Regions from separate parts of the Homo sapiens genome. Here regions 2 and 3 are each linked to region 1. The links are chromatin loops, found by intact Hi-C in ENCODE. Cell type or tissue: heart right ventricle. All regions are shown on one strand. Each heading gives the region's core, and the rest is flanking DNA. Links, peaks and the distances in the headings are about the cores only. Region 1 overlaps CEP41 (centrosomal protein 41). Region 2 overlaps CPA2 (carboxypeptidase A2). Region 3 overlaps CPA5 (carboxypeptidase A5).

Region 1 (11,412 bases), core at 4,000-8,999:
TATTCTTATTCTACCTTAACATTTATTTGCCAGTGAGTTTGGCTGAGTATAGAATTATTGGTTGAAAATCATCAACATCTTTTTTTTTCTTTTTCTTTTTTTTTTTTTTTTTTTTTTTTGAGACAGTCTTGCTTTGTCACCCAGGCTGGAGTGCAGTGGTACAAACATGGCTCACTATATCCTTGACCTCCTGGGCTCAAATGATTCTCCCACTTCCTGAGTAGCTGGGACCACAGGTGTGTGTCATCGTGCCCAGCTCATTTTTTTGTATTTTTTATAGAGATGGGGTCTCCCTATGTTGCCCAAGAGGGTCTTGAACTCCTGGGCTCAAGCAATCCTGCCTTGGGCTCCCAAAGTGCTAGGATTACAGGTGTGAGCCACCACACCTGGCCATCATCAGCATCTTGCAAAACATTGCTTAGTGGTCTAGTGTCTTGTGTTGTTGTGAAGTCCAAAGCCATTCTCTTGCTTTGTGACTGAATTTTCCTCTCAGGAAGCTTGTGGAACCTTTTTTTTTTGTCCCCAGTGTGACTTTACAAAGATATTTATATTTTCACTCATTTTGATAGGCACCAGAAATTTATGTCTTTTTAGTCTGAAAATTTTCTTAACTTTCTCTCTCCTATTTTCTCCATCCTCTTTTTCTTGAATTCATTATTCTGATGTTCTGTATTCATATAGATAACCTATATGACTGGTTCTCTGATTTTCGTAACTTTCATCTCCTGTTTCCCTCATCTTTGTCTTTCTGCTCCCTTTGGGAGATTTAATTTTTATCTTCCAATCCTTCATTTTAGTTTTTAATTTCTGCCATCATGTTTTTAATTTGTTTGTTTGTTTGTTTTGAGATAAACTCTCACTCTGTTGCCCAGGCTGGAGTGCAGTGGTGCGATTTCGGCTCACTACAACCTCCGCCTCCCAGGTTCAAGCGATTCTCCTGCCTCAGCTTCCCAAGTAGCTGGGATTACAGGCACCTGCCACCACGCCCAGCTAATTTTTTTGTATTTTTAGTAGAGACGGGGTTTTACCATGTTGGTCAGGCTGGTCTTGAACTCCTGACTTCAAGCCATCCACCTGCTGCCTTGGCCTTCCAAAGTGATGGGATTACAGGTGTGAGCCACTGTGCCCAGCCCATGTTTTTAATTTTTAAGAGCTCTGTTTTTTGCTCTGTTGTACTTTTAAAAAACGTTTTATTTCAAAATAAGTATAGATTCACAGGAAGTTGCAAAAAAAAAAAAAATAGTACAAAGAAGTCCTATGTATCCTTCACCCATTTTCCCCAATGATTATATTTTACATGAGTACAGTACAGTATCAAACTAGAAAATAGAAATTTGCACAATGTATGTATAGTTCTAGGCCATTTTATCACTTGTATAGATTTAATCAAGATTTACATATATGTAGATTTGCAATCAAGATAAAGAACTATTGCATCACTAGAAATATCTCCAAGCTACTCTTCTGGTCACACCTACTTTCTTCCCTCTCATCATCCTAACCCTGGGTAACCATCTCCATAATTTTGTCATTTTGACAATTTTACATAAATGGAATCATACAGTATGTGACCTTTTGAGATTGGCTTTTTTTTTTTTCACTCAAGATAATGTCCTTGAGTCGCATACAAGTTGTTGCATGTAGCAGTAGTTCATTCTTTCTGGTACCTGATCAGTATTCTGTGGTATGAATGTACAGCAGTTTTTTTGTTTTGTTTTGTTTTGTTTTTTGAGACGGAGTCTCACTCTATCACCCAGGCTGGAGTGCAGCGGCACCATCTCAGCTCACTGCAACCTCTGCTGCCTGGGTTCAAGTGATTCTCCTGCCTCAGCCTCCTGAGTAGCTGGGATTACAGCTTCCTACCACTGTGCCCGGCCAATTTTTTGTATTTTTAGTAGAGACAACATTTCACCATCTTGGCCAGGCTGGTCTTGAACTCCTGACCTAATGATCCACCAGCCTCGGCCTCCCAAAGTGCTGGGATTACAAGCGTGAGCTACTGTGCCTGGCCTGTACAGCAGTTTTTTAACCATTCAACTAGTATAGGACATTTTGGTTGTCATCAGTTTTGGGCTATTACAAATAAAGATGACATTTGGGTATAACTCTTTGTGTGGATGTTAATTTTCATTTATCTGGGATAAACGCCCAGGAGTACAATTGCTGGGTTGTATGGTAAACATATGTTTAGTTTTATTAGATACTGCCAAACTTTTCCAGAGAGGCTGTACCATTTTACATTCCTGCCAAGGGTGTATGAGAGATTCAGTTTTTGCATACTCTTGGCAACGTTCAACACTGTCAATATTTTTTATTTTAATGTTTATAATAGATGTGTAGTGCCATCTCATTGTGGTTTTAAGTTGCATTTCCTTAATGGATACCAAGCACATCTTTTCATGTGCTTATCTGTCATCCATATATCCTCTTCAGTAAAATATCTCTTTGTGTCTTTTGCCTATTTTCTATTTTTCTTAACTGTTGAGTTTTTGTTTCCTTTTGTGTTGTTGGTGATGACTGTAAATATTATTGCAAAACAAGGAAATGTAGGATTACATTTCCTTTCTTACTGCTTTTTGTTTTTTCCTGGAGTTTCTGTTTCCTTTATTTTTAATTCTATACTTTTAATGAATAATTCAGGACATTTTCTTATATCACTATGTACTATGTTTTCATAGTTATCTTTTCCAAACCTTCTCTGTACATTTGAACATGTGTGTGATTGGGGGATGGAGAGAAATATAAGAGTTTTATTTTGTAGTTTTGTTTTACATAAATGTTACAACATTGTATATATAGTTCTTTGACTTGATTTTTTTCACTTAACAATATATCCTGGAGATCTTTCCATGTCAGAAAAATATACCTCAGTGTAATGACTTCCTTTTAACTCTTACCTAAGTATTTGGTGTGGTTGTATCACAGTTTTGTTTATTTGTTTTTTTGTTTTGCTAGTTCTGTAAGACCTCAGTTGTACAAATGGACTGATATGATTTGATTATCTGTATACTTCAGTTATAGCCAATTTTGGTTCTTATTGCTTTTATTCCCACTCTTCTCCTTTGACTATAGACATCTGCTCCCATATATTTAATGTATATCTTTCTAATTCAGCAGCCATATTTTTCATATAAAACAGACATTATTTTGTGAGCTTAAAAATTTTACAAAAATAGTGTTATGCTATTTGTATACGATTTGCTTTTATCATGCAAATTATGCTTCAGATCCATCTATGTTGATAAATATGTCCAGTTTATTACTTTACCTATTGTATAGTAATCTAGCATGTGACTAGAGCACATTTTACCTATCAGTTTCCCCATGGTCATTTAGGTTGTTTTTGACTACCTGCAGTTACAAACACTGATGCAATGAATAGTTTTACTTTTGAGTTTTGAGAGCTCTTTATATATTTGAGATAGTAGTCCTTTGTCAGATATGTGCTTTGCAAATATTTCCTCCCAGTCTGTAGCTTATCTTTTCATCTTCTTCACAGGGTCTTTTGTAGAGCAAAAAGCAATTTTAAAAAAAATATATTTACTTTTTACATTTTTTTTCTGTAAGAGCTTTTTTGAGATGTAATTCACATAGCATATGTAATATTGGTTACAGTGGTTGTGGGGAATGAGATAATGTAGGTAAAATGCTTAGTGCCTGATGATATAGTAAGTACTCAATAAATGTTAGCAGCATTACCATGTTTCTTATTGTTGTTAAATCATCTCCGGCAAATAGAACAATTTGTTCTTTAAACTTGCTTTTAAAGTGGCTTTGCTATTAAAAATTTCTCCACTTGGAATACTTTTTCCATTCCTTCTTCCCATCTTTTTTATCCACAGAAGATCAACCCTTAAAACATAGCTCCAGTGTCCATTCTTCCATGAAGTCTTTCTTATCACCCCCAGTGGATGAACAATCTCCTTTGACATTCCTCCCTAGAGCCCTCCATGTCCGTGCTGCCCACGTGGCACCAGCATGCACACTACATGTTGCTCAGGTCTTCATTTGGCAGGTACTTGTTGCTCTCTCATTAGTAGAGGGTCTTGTAGTAGGTACAGAGATCTACAAGATAGAGCCCCTGTCCCAAGTGCAGGAGTAAGACGTGTGAATGGTACAAAGAACTGTGAATATTCAGTCAAGGAAGAGATTTCCATTTGACTAAGGCCTTCAGAGGAATCTTCCCAGAAGATAAGTTTGCCCTGAGTCTTGGAAGTCACGTAGAATTGAAATAGCTGGGCTGTGGTGGGTAGACAGGGAGGACATTTTCTTTTATGTAAACCCTCAAAGGGTCTTTGACATTTTTGGTTGTTTTCAAAGAGCCTGTAATGATACCACAAACAGGAACTTTCTCAACTTCCTGCCTCTTCCAGATGAACTTCATTCTGACCACCTACCTATCTTATATCTTTATCTTAAATAGATCCAAAATTGACCCTGCTGTCTGGGCTCTGGACCTCATCCTCTCCCACTCTCTCCATACCATTTTCAACCTCTCTTATCTTGCCCATTAGCCTGTATATACATCCTCAAATCTCTCCTTTTTTTTTTTTTCAAAACAAAATAACAGCAACAAAGATTATTCCTTAGCAACTCTCTTAAGGGAAAAAGAAAAGATCATCCAGCTACTGTCCTCTTTCCTCCTTCGCCTCTCATATACTTGATCTGCTGTTTTTTGCATCTGCCGCATCAGTTTCCCATAGCTGCTTCCACCAGGGCCGTCAACAATGTCCTGGTGTGCTAAATTCAAATTCACTTTTCTCTTGGTCTCTTACTTGAACAGCATTCTTGTTCACTTGTTCATACTTGACCTCTTGTTCTCTGACTTGACAGCATTGTTCACTGTTGGCCACTCCCTTCTTCCTGATTTAATTTTCATGACCCACTTTTGTATGGCCTCTTCTGAGTTTCATCCCAGGTGCCTCTCCTCCACCTGACCTTAAATGTTGGGGTTTTTCAGTCTGCACTCTCCTCAGCATGATTTTGTTCATTTCCATGGCTTCCTCTGCTGCCTGTAGGCTGACAACTCCCAAATCTTGTTTTTTTCTAGCCCAGGTCTCTCTCCTGATTTCTAGATGCAAGTAGCCAACTAGGTACTTCCATTTCGTTTTTTGGGTTTTTTTTTAGTGAGAGTGTCACTCTGTCACACAGGCTGGATTGCAATGGCAGGAACATTGCTCACTGCAGCCTTGACCTGGGCTCAAGGGATCTTCCCACCCCAGCCTCTCGAGCAGCTGGGACCACAGGCACATGCCACCATGCCCAGCTAATTTTTTTTTTTTTTTTTTTTTTTTTGTGGAAACAAAGTTTCCCTGTGTTGCCCAGGCTGGTCTTGAACTGCTGGGCTCAAGCGATCCTCCCACTTTGGCCTCCCAAATTAATGGGATTACGGGTGTGAGCCACTGTGCCCAGCCGATAGTTCCATTTTAGACAACCCACAGATATCTCATACTCAGCACACTCCAACTGACCATATTATGTTTTTAATATGTGCTTCCTCAACTCCCTTTTTTGGAGAATGGTATCACTGTCCTGTTACTACATGAGTCAATTTTAAATTATATTGATTTAACATTTTAAAGATTTCTTGAAACGGTCTCTTCCTCTTCATCTTTACTACCACTTCCTTACTTCCTTAAGACTACAGATCCTCTTAGCACGATAGCCTTTCAACTGATTTTCATGCCTCCTTTCTTGACTCATATTCTCCAATATTGCTGCCAGGGTCACCTTTCTAAGACAGAAATATAATCTTGTCACTCCTCCTTCAAACTTCTTCAGTGACCCCTCATCATCTTCACCAACCTAGGCACTATTGGCGTTTGGGCTGGCTAATTCTTTGTGGTGGGGCTGTCCTGTAATTGTAGGGTATTTAGCAGCACCCCTGGCCTCTACCCACTAAGATGCCAGTAGCACCTCCTACCACCCAGTTGGGACAACCAAAAATGCCTCTAGACATTGACAAATGTCTTGGGGGTACAAGGAGCAAAATGGTACCTGTTCGAGATCCACTGATCTACAGGATGAAACCCAAGTTTTTTTAAACATGTATGCAAGGCTTTTTGTGATCTGCCCCTGCTGCCTCTCCAGCATCGTTTGTCCCCGTATTTCCCGCTATGCTCCAGGCCGGCCAGTTACTGTTAGATTGCTGAAAACTGTTGGTACTCCCTCTAGTCTCCACTCTTTCTCCATGCTTTTCCCTTGCCAGAAACCCCGTAGCTCTCACCCACTACTCCTTTAGCTTGACTAACCTCCTCAACCCTCAGAATTCAGCTCAGAAGTGACCTTTCAAGAAACAGTTCTTGACTCTTTTAACCTGGATTAGGTGCCAATCTGATGTGCTTTTGTCACACCCCCTCCTTCCCTTTCCTTGTTCCTCATGCAGCCTGGCGTCTGTTTATCCACTTGTCTGTCTTCCCAGCAGTCAGTGAAAGCTGGATGGCAAAGACTGTGTTTCTCACCTCTCTGTCCTCAGCACAGAGGCTTGCCCCTAGTAGGCACTCAGTAAATGTCCACCAAATGAATGGTTGGTGCTCAATAAGTCTTTGTGGAATGAACAGTCTTCCTTGAAAACAGCTTCTTTTTTCAGCTTCTTCACTTTGCACCATTCCATCCTGTTTATGTAATTGAAAGAAAGCCAGTTGGTCAGTAGGTCAAAAAGCAGTCACCCCACAAAGCAAGAATTTTAAATAAAAAAAAAGTATGTCAGTCCCATAAAATCTATGGTGCTCGGCTTGCAGTGGAGCACAAATAGTTTTACATTGCGGTTGGTACTAGAAAGTCAGGAACAAGAAATTGGACTGCAATGGGAACACAGAAAAGAAACTACATTTTTTTCTCTTGCAGCATATGGATTTCTCATTAGTCTATGTAAGGAAAAACCGGGGGCGGGAAGGGCTCAGCCACTGCAGCTGTCCACACTCTCTCCCCTCATCATTCTGCTGCCACCACACCTGGTCCCCAGAGACACCCTCACTTCTTAGCTATTTTGGCTTAGGTATGGACAAATCCCCTTGGTTCAGCAGAGACTAGCCTGGAATTTTTAAAAGAAGCTTTGCTAGGAAACTAGTGGGAAAAACAAAACAAAAGTAAAAACAGGAAATAGAGTATAGAAACGATAAAAAAAATACAGAGTGCAGAAAAAAAATCCCTTAGCCCAAGATAACTGCAATGTAGTATTAGCGTTACTTGACTCAATTTACCAGGCACATACTTTCCCTGTTTTTTGTTTGTTTGTTTGTTTCATTTTGCCATGATATTGTCTGTCTCTGGAGAATTTATACTGAAGTCTGGCTTTTCAATCTTTGTATGTTTTCCTTCTTTTACTAAAGAATCTGCTCTGTCTTTCTCTAGGGAAGGAATTGAAATTGGCATTATAGTTACTTTCTCATAGACAAGTTACTGATCATTTGGAGAAACAAGCTTTCCAACCTTTTTCTAAGGATAAAATAGCTCAGTGGTTCCAAACACAATCTGAGGACCGATGCTAAGAGTTGGTGATAAAGATGTGATTTGCCTGGGGTGAAGTGAAAATCACAATGTCATGAATGGTTTTTAATGACACTGAAGGACTGACCCTTTCACTCTGGGATTTTTTTTTTCCCCTTAGATGTTAAAATAGCAGATAGTTGTTGTGAGGCTTTTGCTTTGGTTTTGTTTTTTATGTCCTTGGCAATATTAAAAGGTGCCTCTAGTTTTAAAAAATTCTCCCTGGTCCTGAAATCCAAAACTCTGGCCAACAGATATTTTGTAAGACACTAAAGTATCCCATATCGTTTGTATGCTTTGTGGGTCATTTAAACCCTTATTTTATACGTAAATGTTTATTCTGCAATCTTCCTGACAGAGTATGCTGTAGTTAACTGTTTTCAAAGGCAAAGGATGCAGTTTTTATAAGTCCGATGTTCTCTTCTGAGGAACCAGATAGTTGCTGTAATACAATCTTCATTTTCGGTATTCACTTATTGACTGAATATCAATAAGTGTACTTACCATGCACTAGGTCCTAGGCGAATACAACCAGAGTAAGTCATTGTCCCTGCCTTCAGGGAAATCCTAGACTAGGGAAGAAGATTGAGGTTTAAACAATGGAGCGGGCTGTGAGTACTCTGGGAGCCAGGGAGAAGAAAGTGCCTAGTTCTGTACTGGACAGCTTTACAGAGGACATACATTTTGCCCAAGGAGTAGTGAAGGAAAGGCATTCTAGGCAGACATCTGCAAAGACTGGCAACCTGAATGAGTGTGCTGCATTAAGGAGACATTCCCAGCAACTTCAACATGGGAACATGAGGAAGGGTGGCAGAAGATAAAGCCAGGAAGACATTGCAGTAATTTCATGTTCCACAGCTACCTGTTATTGAAGAAAGGACTTTCATACCTGCAGGCCAGAAAAAGGCCTGAGCAAAAAGTGCTATTTCATAATGTCTTTGTTCATTAGCTTCTCCTCACTTAATGGCTTTCACAATCGCCACTCTAATTTAATGTGGGTTAATGTCTTATGCTTGGATTCAAAGAGTTAACTACCAGACAGCAGCACAAAGGAGACCTGACATATGCATTTTTGCTGACCCTAAACTTGAACTGAGCCCCAGGTGAGCCTCAGCTGCCACGAGAGCAGATGCCATGGTCGACATCCCTGGAGCTACAGACTCTGGGGAGCAGCGGGAGCCTGCCCACCTGGGGCCTGGCCTGCCCACATCTGGAGCACTGTGCTTAGGGCTGGATCCCTGCAGGGGAGAGATGGATAAAATCTCAGGGGTGTCCAGAGGAAATGGCCTAGAAACCATCATAAAGAAAGTGAAATGGAAGAGGGTCAGGACAACTGCCTTTGGTCATCTTAACAGATTTCTTGAGGCAGAGGCAGATGACTTACAGTGGGTTGCAACAGTGGACTGAATGAAAATTGGAAAGACTGATTTGGGCTCAATGTAAGAAATTATTTATTTATTTATTTATTTATTTATTTATTTTTTTGAGACAGAGTCTCACTCTGTCACCCAGGCTGGAGTGCAGTGGCACGATCTCCGCTCACCGCAACCTCCGCCTCCTGGGGTCAAGTGATTCTTCTGCCTCAGCCTCCCAAGTAGCGAGAGTATAGGTGTGCATCACCATGCCCAGCTAATTTTTGTATTTTTAGTAGAGAAGGGGTTTCACCATGTTGGCCAGAATGGTCTCTATCTCCTGACCTTGTGATCCACCTGCCTCGGCCTCCCAAAGTGCTGGGATTACAGGTGTGAGCCACCGAGCCTGGCCAAAAAGTAATTTTTTAGGCAGCTTTTTTTTTTTTCTTATCAGGTAGTGTGCTGAGATGAGTTTGATGAAATATGGAAGTGTTCTGACAGAAACAAGATAAATATATTCAGCTATGGAAATGCTGTTGAAAAGAATCCTATATTGAAAAGACAATTGGACCTCTGGAGCTCATTCCATCTTTTTTTTTTTTTTTTTTTTTTTTTGAGTCAGAGTCTCTCTCTGTCACCCAGGCTGGAGTGCAGTGGCATAATCTCACCTCACCTCGCTGGAGCCTCTGCCTCCCGGGATCAAGCGATTCTCCTGCCTCGGCCTCCCGAGTAGCTGGGATTACAGGCGCCCATCACCATGCCTGGCTAATTTTTGTATTTTTAGTAGAGATGGGGTTTCACCATGTTGGTCAGGCTGACCTCGAACTCCTGACCTTAGGTGATCCACCCACCTCGGCCTCCTAAAGTGTTAGGATTACAGGCGTGAGCCACCATGCCCGGCACCATCTTTAATTTCTAAGAAATTTTAGCACTTTTTTTCCATTTTTAAAGTATCTGACTCCTGACTTTACCTTATCGTTATCCTTACATTAACCCAATTAATTGTGAATTTCCTTATTTTTTAGTATCTGATGAAAAGGATACCACAGAACCCAAGATACCAGCATATCAAATCAAGACTGGACACTGGTGAGTAAAGATTAGAAAATTAGAATTAAAAAAAATCTAATAGCTAATTATTGACAGAAAGCAACCCCACATATCTGGTATAAATCACAGCTAAAAGTTTCTCACTGTTTTGCCTGATGTCTTTCTCGGCTCAGGATTTATCCTTGAAAGATGTTTTTCAGATTATCAGTAAAAATTCATATTTACATAATTTAGCTTATTATTCCTTACCACATAAGAAATAATATAAACTGAGAAAATGAAATTCCAGAAATCAAAACCATTGTTCAGTAAGTTTCAGGGCTGAAGCTAAATAAATATCAGGAGGTCAGCCTCTATTTTGGAATACCTTAAGTATATTCCTTTAAACTGGCAGTAACGGATTAGACACATGCATATTTGTTCAATGCAGTGTTTGCAAAGTGCTGACCATATGGCAAGTTATGGACCATGAGAGATGTAAAGCTGAGTATGAATTGTGTTTTTTTTTTAGTTAAAGAGTTTAGATTCAAGCGGAGGCAGACAGACTTGAATGAGTAACTGAAATACCAGTCAGAATTTAATTAGTGCTGCAGTGCAGGTAAAATGAACTGCTTATTTCCACGCTGTTCCCATTTTTCAGTGTTGTGATAAAGACTGCTGCCCAGACCCTAGTGGATTTTCAGTCTTGTGAGGTTTTGGTTGTTTGTTTTTGTTTTTTTTCAACCTTTTAAAGCCTGCTGTGGAAAATTCACGTGATTAAAATGGTTTCGCTAGTGGATTGGGGTACTGTATGCCTTTAGCAATACCGAATTTCCCACTAGTAACCTCAAGACAATTGAGAAAAGTAAATGACGATGTTGACTTTGTTTAAATCATTTTGTTTATTTTGTTTCTCTTTCTCCAGTCTCCTTCAAAAAATCATTATCTTCCATTATGCATGTTTCTTCATATAAAATAGACTTAAATTCAGTGTTTTAAATTCACCTCATTTGCAGATGCTATTTCTTGGTACCCGTCATTCAGACATTTCCATGCCGTACAGATATTTATCCTTGCAAATATCCCACTTGATGGGCAGGTGAAAATATTATCTCTGTCTTAGAAGAGGAAATTGTGGCACGGGGATTTTGTGATTTATTCGGAGTTCAATAAAGGAGAGAGAACTAGGATTATATACAGGATGAGGAAGTCAATATTGGAGATCTGGTGCCAAGTCTGGTGTACTGTTTCTTAGGCCGTACTGTTCCTGTATTTCCCCCAAGCCTTGTTTCTTCTGCCACAAAAACCCTCAGCTCTTTCATCTCTACCCATCTAACCCCTAATTGCAACTGTGATCCACCCTTCTGAAGTAAGTGATTCTGTGAGGTAAGCACCTAGATTTAAAATGCTGTATTTTTTCTGAGGAGTCTAGATATTATTTTACAGACTACTATAAAGGAAGGAATTTCTTTTGGAATCTGTATACTTTCTTATAATTAAAACTTTAAGAGCTGAGGTTTATTTCAGATATATAGATTTGTCT
Region 2 (5,000 bases), core at 1-5,000, 150 kb after region 1:
CTAATCATAGCCTAGATTGACTATCTGCTAGAGGTTTGAGCACAGGTTTAGATAATTTAAGGTCATCTAGGTCTAAAAAAAGAACATTTTAGAACATTCTTTTTCCCTGATATGACCTTGAATGGTAATACTGACCATCAAAACCTCACAGCGCTCAAATCTAACTGATGAGATGAAAGGCATACTTGAATTGGAATAATCTAATCTATTTCTGCATGAGGCTGCTGACAATAATCTACTTGAAGGTAAATTGACAAAAAGGTCCCAACTCTGGGCTTATTTCTAACATATGGGTTTCATAAACCAAGCCTAAAAGCCAAATTAGAAATAATTTGCACATTCTTTTTAGCTGGGGATAGCTCTTGCTCAGTTGTGAACAGCCTCCTGAGATGTCACCATCTGATCTAAGGCTGGGGCCAGTTGGCTTATTCCTGAAACAGGAAGGGTGACAGAAGGTATCAAGTTAGGGAAGTGAGTGTTTTACCCCCAACATCATACACCAGTGCATCGTCATGGTAGATCACAGAGCCAAAGATCCCAGAAAAGTATAAGACAAGTTGCTGAGAAGCAGAATTGCTCAGCTTGGAGCATTTGACTACCAATCCAAAAGCCTCATATCCAAATCCAAGGGTTTTTTCCCCCATATGCAACAGAAAAGCATGTTCTGGGAATTTATGCTCAAACCAGGCTCCTGCTCATCTAGACTAAGGTAACAATAACTTCATGAATTCTATTTCCCAAAGAAACTTAATATAGGAAAGTTCAAAATCAGTCTTTCAAACCTTTGGCTGCATCATAATCTTCTCGGTGGTTGAACTTATGTTTCATTCATTGCTGTAATGGTACACCTCCACCTTAGGGCATGACTTTATGCCTGAAACTTACTTGACCACACAATGGATGTTTGTTGCTTGGCTGAAATTAAGTTTCAGAAACTCACCAGCTCATCAAAGTCATCTAACTTGGTACATTTGTACCCATAGGGGAACATCAGCAGCTGGGAATAGCTGTGGAGGGTAATGAAGGCCTTGACTTTTCCATGACTCTTGATGAAGTCCACTATGGATTTCACTTCAACTTCAGAGTTGGCACTGGGTCCGTGGTATGAATCAGAGCAAGGGTTGCTGCTGGCTCCAGGTCCTGGGGAGATGCAGAAGTAGCCCAGTGAGGACAGTGAGCTCTAAGAAGACACTGTAGGGAGGAGGTCACCATGCATCACTAATTTTCTCCTCTGGAAGTCGGGGCAAGATTGTCATTGTGTTAGATCAAGTCTCTTCCAAAGGTTATAGTCAGAAAGCCTAACTGAAGTGATTCTGGACACATCTCTTCTTCAAAAAATATGGTTCCTCTATACAGTAGAAAGAGCCATCTAATTAGATCATCTCCTCTCTGTAGGAGTTATTGGAAGAAAAGCTAGATTTAATATTATGGATGGAATTCCTGCATTGGGTGGGAGTTTAGCAAGTTCATTTTCTGGGATCTCATCCAATTCTTAGAGTCCAACAGTAGAAGATTCTATGCATCTGTAATTCCAAGGCACAAAGCCAGAAATGCAAGGAACCTCTGACACCCTTTCTGCAATGAGGAAATCATGACTACATTTGACAACAAGGCCACCTTTGGCCTTGATTTTCTCAGCAACTAGAGTGGCTCAAGACCACTGAAATGGGTCCATTGTAGGCCTGGCCAGGGCTCTCACTGCTAGAGAAACTTCCAGGGGATGAGTAGGGGTCAGGATTCCCTAGGCTCCCCATGTGATACAGACAAAACGTCACCTTATTTTAAAATTATTTAATGAAAATAATATCGGGGGGATTGACATTGAACTGTGGGCCATTGCTCAGTATTGTGCTTTAATTATTTTTCCACTACACTAAAAAAAAAAGAAGAAGAATTGTCAAAGCAATGAATGAAGTTGCCACTCATCCATATCCTGTAGCAGTTCTCTACAGTCCTGTCTTAGTTCCATAACTCTAATTAATTAATTTGTCTTACAAATACATAGTGATTACCTTCTGCGTTGCAGACACTGTGCTAGGTGTTAGGAATACTACAGTGAAAAAGACACAGCTCCTGACCTCAATTTTATCATAGCCTAGTGAGGGGGAAAAAATTTAATTCTATGGTTACTGAAACATAAGGGGTTTTCACCAGTACCTGAGGCCATAAAGGAGCCCCTAACTAGCCTGACACGGAACTCCAAAACATAAGCGCTGTCACAAAGCCAGGGCAGCAAGCTCACATTTTATATTTGAATCTGTTTTGAAAGTCAGTTTCTCCATCCTGTGTGTATGTACTTCTTTTTAGTTTTCTTTCTCGAAGCATCCATAGATGATGTAATGCTTCTCCTTGGAATAGATCCTATCCCCCTCTAGTGGCTGGCTCAGGGCTTCCCGAGTCCTCCCGCCACTGTGCAAAGTCTTGCTCCCGCTGCACAGAAGGCTAACCGGGCGACAGCTTGTGGGAAAACCAAGATGTGAGACAAAATATATTAAATGCTGCTCAGAGCTCTGTGACAGCACTGTGCTCCTGTGAAGGGAATTTAGTTAAGTGTTTTTCAAAGAGGTTTTTAAATGGCTTAAATCCTGGATGGGCTTAGCCAGCTGATGCACTGCAGGGCCATTTGAACCAGCTTGTGGGCCAGACCACGGGCTGACCATCCCTGGGGGCAAGTCCCTGCGCTCACCTCCAAAACCTGCATCCCAGTTCCGGTTAGGATCCACACCAACACAGAGGCTTCCAGATACCTTGGACCGGGTCTTCCGCCACATACGATTCTTTCAGATCCCACCCAAAAAGCACATGGAAAAAAAGAAAGAGGGTCATTCAGCCTGATCAGAAGGTTCCTTTAGAATTCTGTCAATTTCCCTAGTTCTCTGGGACACTCCTTTCCCTTGGCTTGGGGAGGTGTTGGACAGTCCTCATACAGGTTCTGCTAGGAGTTTCTCTGCCATCTCACCAAAGTGAGACATGAATACGCCCCCATCTCCTCAAATGAACGCCTGCCAAACACGTGCCATGGAACCCTAGTTCTGTCCAAGGCCAACAGCAAGAACCAAAAGCAGAAGAGAGGGTTCTGCAATGAGCCTATTTGGGGAAAATATGGAGCTAACTTGGTAAACTTACTTCAGAACTTCTAAGGATTGTTAATGCCTTGTTTTTTATAAACCTCTAAGAAACGGATACGGTGGGCGGTGTTTCCTGGTCTTGACAATGGAACCCTTGATTCATATGGTATCTCATGGGATGAGTACTAGTATTAGTATCAGTTTCTTTGAAAATGTCTTTGAAAACGCTACCGTAGTTAGCTCTTTCTAAAAATAAACTTGAAGCTGTCATTCATCTTGAATATATGTGGGGTCATGGTTGCTACAATAGTGTATTGTAATGAGATTTTAAGGGAAAAAAAAAACCATGTAACTCTTTTAAGTGATATTATGGAGGATTTCTCCCACAGATTTTAAGTAAAATGCTAGATGTACTGTACTGCCCACCTAAATCCTACTGCAATCTAATTGTCAGCAGGTAACATCCGCCTCCTCTTTTCTATCAATCCTACCACAAAAAATTGCAGAGATAATTGGAACAAATCTCCTAGATGACTCATGGTGAACACTGAGCTCTAATAGCCCAGCCTAACAGCTGAAATGGGCTCTGGCTGAGGCAACATATAAAGACATCATGTGTTGGAATAAGAAGTGATTATAACCACTTCTCTAACCCTCATTTCCGGGTGACTACTGAGAAATTAGACATTCCATTTAGAGTAAATCAAGAAAAGAATGAGTATTTTTATTTTGCTTTTGAAGTTCCTACACATCTCCTTAGGTCCTTGTTGAAGAAGGGAACAAAATCCAGGCTTACTTTGGTTTGAGAGAACACGTATCCATCAGGGTTTGTGACTGGCAGGAGGAAGATATCCAGGGCATCCAGAATGGAAGTGATGGATGGGTCCTTTCCATAATCAGAAACAATCTGAGCAAAGACAAGATACATGTCAACCTCACACACCGCTTTTGTTGGGAACACAGGACAGAATAGTAAGGTAGTGTTTTTTCCAGATGTGAACCAGGGATCACTATTGATCAAGGAAAGTCTTCTAGGCATCCAGCAGTCCGGTCTCCTGCAATGTTAATGTGTTGAATATGCTAGCGTCTATACTTTTATTTCTAATCAGAATAATTTACTTCTATTGAGTAAAAATCAGATATCATATATCTACTCTTTCAAAAGCAGTAACATTCTTCCTATCCATCCCAGTGAGACATTTTGCAATAGTGAGCAGTGATATATGTGACTTATGTGGACCTATGCACCAAAGAAATTTTGTTTGGTATTCCTTAATCCCTACATGAGATAACTTTCCAAAAGAACTCACAACAAACATCAGATTACTTAAATATGCAGAGACATTGCTAAAGACACAGAGAACAAGTTAAATTCCATTTGGGGAATTACATTTTTACTTGCCATTAACCGCAGTTGAGTTGAAGTTTCTGCTGGATTAAAATTTATTCATTTCCTGTGCTCAGCCATCCTAAGGCATTATTATTCAACTGTTAAATATCCATTTCATAATACCCTAAAGGTAACCGCATTTTAATTGAAGGGAAAAATGTATCAGTCGGTATGCACGTGGTTGCACATGCTTGAATGATCTGATGTGGATTGATTTCCTCTGCTCGTGAATTAACATTCTGATTTATAGCATGTCATTTTTGAATTACCTAAGAAATACCAGACTAGGTCATACCCAGCCCCATTTCCTGACTCTAATGCCAACAAACTTGTGGAAGAGAGATCTTACTACACCCTACCTTCAAAATCAAATTTGGGAAATTTTCAGAACAACCCAAACACCCTTAGCCAACTCCACTTTGGATCTGTGGGTTAACTCTTCTTGCGCCTGTTTGTATTTTCCAGGTGACCCCCTTTCATGATTTTATAAATTTCTAGCATATCACACCTCAGCCCTCAGGGTTCCAGGCAGCAAAGTGATT
Region 3 (5,000 bases), core at 1-5,000, 75 kb after region 1:
CAGAGGGCAGTATAATGCCTGGTTGGGTTAACCACTCACTCACTGCTCAGACCACCTACATAATCTTGGGACATTTTTCTCTGCTTGGGTCACAGTGAGATGAGCTAGTGTCCTTCACCCAAGCCCATGCCCTTATAATGGCATCCAGGAGCCAAGGCACCCCAGGATTCAGCACAGACTGTCCAGTGTGGGAAGTACTCAGGTCGTCTGCCACAGAGGATGCTGAGAAAGCATCCTCATTAACGCGAGTTGCCCTTTGTTTGCAGCACTGGGCCACAACTAAGTCTTGCTGATAACTTATTTGGGGCTAGAGCCTTAGTTGACCAAGCTTCTTTATGTTCATGATCTCACTTGATCTGGTCAGATGACCTGAAAACAGGACAGAAATGAGCTATTTCTGTTTTAGAGCTAAAGCAGATTGGAGTGGTAAAGGGACTTAATGGCAAAGCTAACAAGTGGTGGAGGTGAGATAAGAACCAGGCATTCTAGTCTGTACCCTTGGGTTCCTTAAGGCCAACTATCAAAACTAAAGGCCAACAGTAATAACACATATGCAGGTTGGGCATGGTGGCTCACACCTGTAAACGCAGCACTTTGGGAGTCCAAGGCAGGAGGGTCGCTGGAGCCCAGGAGTTTGAGACCAGCCTGGGCAACAAAGCAAGGCCCCATCTCTACAAAAAATTAAAATTAAAAAATTAGTCAGGCTTGGTGACGCATGCCCGCAGTCCCATCTACTTAAGCTGAGGCAGGAGGACTGCTTGAGCCCGGGAGTTGGAGGCTAGAGTGAGCTATGATTGAGAGTGAGTTATGATCGTACCACTGTACTCCAGGCTGGGCAACAGAGTGACACCCTATTTCTAAACACACACACACACACACACACACACACACACACACACACAGAGGCACAAAAACACACACATACACAGATATGTTTATGTCTGTGTGTATGCATATGTGTGTAGACAGAAAGAGCATGCAAGTGTTAACAACAGCTAAAAACTCCATTGTACTATTCTTTCAATTTGAAAGATTTTTACAATGATGAAAACTCAAGGACCCCTGAGCATAAGAATGCAAGATACTAAAATCCCAAAAATATAAACCAAAATATTCGCAATGCCTGCTAAGATAGAAGAAGGCAGATTTGGAGTAAATTTTTTCTATCCTCTATTTTTACATTTTGGCAATGTGCTTATACTACTTCAATAAGAACTTTTTTTTTTTTTTTGAGATGGAATTTCTCTCTTCTTGGCCAGGCTGGAGTACAGTGGCGTGATCTCGCCTCACCGCAACCTCTGCCTCCCAGGTTCAAGCGATTCTCCTGCCTCTGCCTCCCGAGTAGCTGGGATTACAGGTATGCACCACCACGCCTGGCTAATTTTTTGTATTTTTAGTAGAAACAGGGTTTCTCCATGTTGGTCAGGCTGGTCTTGAACTCCCAACCTCAGGTGATGCACCCACCTCAGCCCAGAACTTTTAAATGAATAAATAATAGCAAAACCAAAAGCCCTAATGGCTGCTGTGGAGTCTTCCACCCCCGTCAGGAAGAGCGGTGTCCCTCCCCGCCCCACCTGCCACAGATGAGGCAATGCCTAATGACTCACTCATCCCCGAGGCCTAGTTGGCTTGCTTACAACGTTCAGGTTCATAGATTTAAAAATGGGACTGGAAATTGATGTTTGGGGCTCACTTTATTTTTGAGCACCAACTCCATGCGAGGCAATTACAGTTGCGATGTTTTCCAGCTGCACTAGCTGGCCAGGGGCAAAGCTGGGATTGCTGGGTAAGTTAGATGTGGCCGGAGGAGCCCCGGTCCTCTCTGGCCCTTCACAAACACTTCTGGGAAGCTCTAACAAAAGGAATTTGTCTTCTTCCCAGGAAGCTGACCCAAATCTCAACAGCCTACCATGACCAATGTGTGCCAGCCACTGTGTGCCTGGTGCCATCAGCTGTGACGAGCAGCTGCAAGGAAGACAGCAGCCTGCCAGCTGTGAGGACAAGGCAAAGGGTCTCCAAGGATCTGGTGGAAGCCTGAAGTTGGGGTGAAAGTGGAGGACAGGGAGGAGAAATCGGAAAAAGAAAGGACTAGAAGACTCAATTTTCCCTACACAGCCTGGGACACCCACAGGAAGACAGGACCCAGGAGGCTGTCCTTTGTTCCACACAAGAGCTTGGAGGCAAATGGGAAGTCAGCACCAAACTGCAAATAACTTTCCAGACACCCTCACAGCCTTGTGAATGGAGGTGACACCCTCTTTCAAACTGGGAATTCTCAGCCCTCACAGCTGGCCCCACTTCCAGGAACAGGAATCTGCCTTGGCCTGGAAAATGCACCAGCGTTTGCTCCATTCCTGGGGCTGGGGGAAGGGGATGGGTGACGGAAGAATGCGGTCAGGCCACAGGCTGAGGAATGCCTAATGACAGCCCTGTCAGGCTTCTCAGGAAAAAACAACAAAACAAAGAAACCAACCAACTCAGAAGTAAGCCATCTGCCTCCCTGGAAGCCATAACCTGACAGGGAAAGTAATACCTCAGTGTGAATTAATTTACGATGAGTCAAGGAAGGATGGGGGCCCTAAGGGAAGAACAGTCCTCCCGGGTTGGGCAGGGGAGGAGGTAGCAGGGCCCCAGTGCTGAAGCTGAGGCGGAGGAGAGCAGATCTCTCACAGCCGAACTCCAGCCACAGATGCAAAATGGACGCAGCTCATGGAAACAGAGTGGGTTGGGGGCTCTGGGACAGCAGCCGCTGCCTCTCCTCCCACGTTCCTGGCCTTCTCTTCCAGGTCTAACATCTGCAGTAGCAGCTATGTGGCCAGTAGCAACTCCAGTCCTGTGGCACTGGATGTGGGGGGTGGCTGCTGATCTGAAGTTTTCAGAATGGACCCCCTCAGAGGTCAAGGCCAAACCACAAGGCTTCCCTGTCTAAAAGGCAAAGTTAAAGTGCCACACAGACAACAGTGATGACCACTGAGGGGACAGATGCCTTGAGAGTGGAGTCTGAGGGTGCGGGAGCTCAGGTTAAACCCTGATCCTGCCACCAACTCCATCAAATTACTAACATCTCTGTGCCTCAGTTTCCCCATTGTAAAATGGAGGTCATGTTATCACATACTTTATCACATACTTTAAAATGTTCTCATGAGAGCCAGGCGCAGTGGCTGACACCTGTAATCCCAGCACTTTGGGATGCCAAGGCAGATGGATCACTTGAGGCCTCCGGAGTTCAAGACTGGCCTGGCCAACATGGCAAAACCCTGTCTCTACTAAAAATACAAAAATCAGCCAGGCGTGGTGGCGCGCGCCTGTAAGCCCAGCTACTTGGGAAACTGAGGCAGGAGAATTGCTTGAACCCAGGAGGCGGAGGTTGCAGTTAGGGGCGATTGTGCCACTGCACTCCAGCCTGGGCGACAGAGCAAGACTCCATCACACAAACACACACACACACACACACACACCAATGTTCTCATGAGGATTAGAAGGGTTAATACATGCTAAATGCTTAGACTTTTGCCAGGCATGTAGTAAATGCTAGTGAATGTTAGCTATGATGATGAGGAGGAGTGTGACAATGATAAGGAGGGTGATAATAACTTTGGGGTGACTCCAGGGCTCTGTGATGGAGCATTACAAGGCATGACCAGGAAGTCTGGGTTTCTCCAGAGGTAGGATAGCTTCTGTAGGACTTGGAGGGCAGAAAGCCCCCATTAATGGTCATCTGGGGGAGTCAGTCAGCACCTGACTTTCATGGGGCCCAACAGAGGGGCCTGGGTCCTCTTCTTCTGTCCCTACCCCCATGATGCAGGCAGCCTCCATCTCTCTTAGGGTCTTGCCCATCACTGCTGCTGTCTTCCCTGGCTTCTCCTGCAATCTTTCCTGTTGTCTTCTTCTCCTCTCTGGAGCTGCCACTCACCCACAGACCAGCCAACAGCATTTCTACCTTTAAAACTCTGCTATTCAAGCCAGGCATGGTGGTGCACGCCTGCAGTCCCAGCCATTCGGGAGGCTGAGGCAGGAGGATCTCTTGAGCCCAGGCGTTCAAGGCTGCAGTACGCTATGACTGTGCCTGTGAATAGCCACTTTACTCCACCCTGGGCAATATAACAAAACCCCATCTTAAAAAACAAAAACAAACAAACAAAAAAACCTCTCGTGGTTCACGCCTATGATCCCTGCACTTTGGGAGGCTGAGGCAGGTGGATCACTTGAGGCCAGGAGTTTGGGACCAGCCTGGCCAACATGGTGAAACCCTGTCTCTACTTTAAAAAAAAAATTAATAATAATAATACAAAAATTGGCCAGGGGTGGTGGTGTGTGCCTGTAATCCAAGCTACTCGGGAGGCTGAGGCATGAGAATTGCTTGAGCCTGGGAGGTGGAGGCTGCAGTGAGCCGAGATCATGCCACTGTACTCCAGCCTGGGTGAGGGAGTGAGACCCTGTCTCAAAAAGAAAACAAATAAACAAATAAAAACTGTACTCTTCAGCTAGCAAGATAATAATTTAAAGAAGTAAAGAATTAAATTATATAAGCAATGAGAAAAAGGTAAATGTCAACAAGAGTGAAATGGGAAAGAAAGAGGAAGTTGGAGAAGTGGGGAAGAAGGGTACAATTTAAAATAAGATGAGCAGTCTGGCGTGGTGGCTCACACCTGTAATTTCAGCACTTTGGGAGCTCGAGGTTGGCGGGTTGCCTGAGCCCAGGAGTTCAAGAGCAGCCTGGGCAACATAATCAGACCCCATCTCTACAAAAAATACAAAAATTAGCTGGGTATGGTGACATGGGCCTGTAGTCCCAGGGCCTGTACTTAGAAGGCTGAGGCGAGAGGATGGAGTGAGCCTGGGAGTTCGAGGCTGCAGTGAGCCATGATCGTGCCACTGCACTTAAGCCTAGACAACAGAGTGAGATCTTGTCTCAAAATAAATAAATACAATAAAATGAAAAGCCTTATGACCATTGCAAGGGCTTTGGCTTCTACTCCAAATTAGTTGGGTTTTAAGCA

Evidence for each region. Peaks named below come from ENCODE experiments on the same cell type or tissue, not always from the same donor. Only the 100,000 strongest peaks of a DNase experiment are listed, where the experiment ranks them.
Region 2: a loop joins it to region 1, with 2.3 times the contacts of the local background. A loop is called at or near these places in 10 of 110 quality-filtered maps.
Region 3: a loop joins it to region 1, with 2.1 times the contacts of the local background. A loop is called at or near these places in 11 of 110 quality-filtered maps.

Annotation. Positions count from the first base shown.
Region 1 is chr7:130,426,472-130,437,883 of GRCh38, reverse strand. CEP41 (centrosomal protein 41) reads left to right here. Exons shown (of 11, transcript NM_018718.3): 2 at 9,866-9,929. Among named protein-coding and RNA genes, the nearest start is that of CEP41, 8.8 kb to the left of the region's middle. In heart right ventricle, for the core only: no CTCF peak of the experiment used is centred there; a DNase peak (open chromatin) is centred at 6,893; H3K4me3 peaks cover 1,474 bases; H3K27ac peaks cover 4,302 bases.
Region 2 is chr7:130,275,603-130,280,602 of GRCh38, reverse strand. CPA2 (carboxypeptidase A2) reads right to left here. Exons shown (of 11, transcript NM_001869.3): 7 at 3,865-3,975; 8 at 2,687-2,777; 9 at 941-1,140. Among named protein-coding and RNA genes, the nearest start is that of CPA2, 11 kb to the right of the region's middle. RefSeq lists an enhancer at 2,240-2,534. In heart right ventricle, for the core only: CTCF peaks have their summits at 2,192 and 2,393 (motif pointing left); a DNase peak (open chromatin) is centred at 2,392.
Region 3 is chr7:130,353,855-130,358,854 of GRCh38, reverse strand. The region is part of intron 5 of CPA5 (carboxypeptidase A5); the gene reads right to left. Among named protein-coding and RNA genes, the nearest start is that of CPA5, 12 kb to the right of the region's middle. In heart right ventricle, for the core only: no CTCF peak of the experiment used is centred there; DNase peaks (open chromatin) are centred at 1,604 and 2,304; H3K27ac peaks cover 2,175 bases.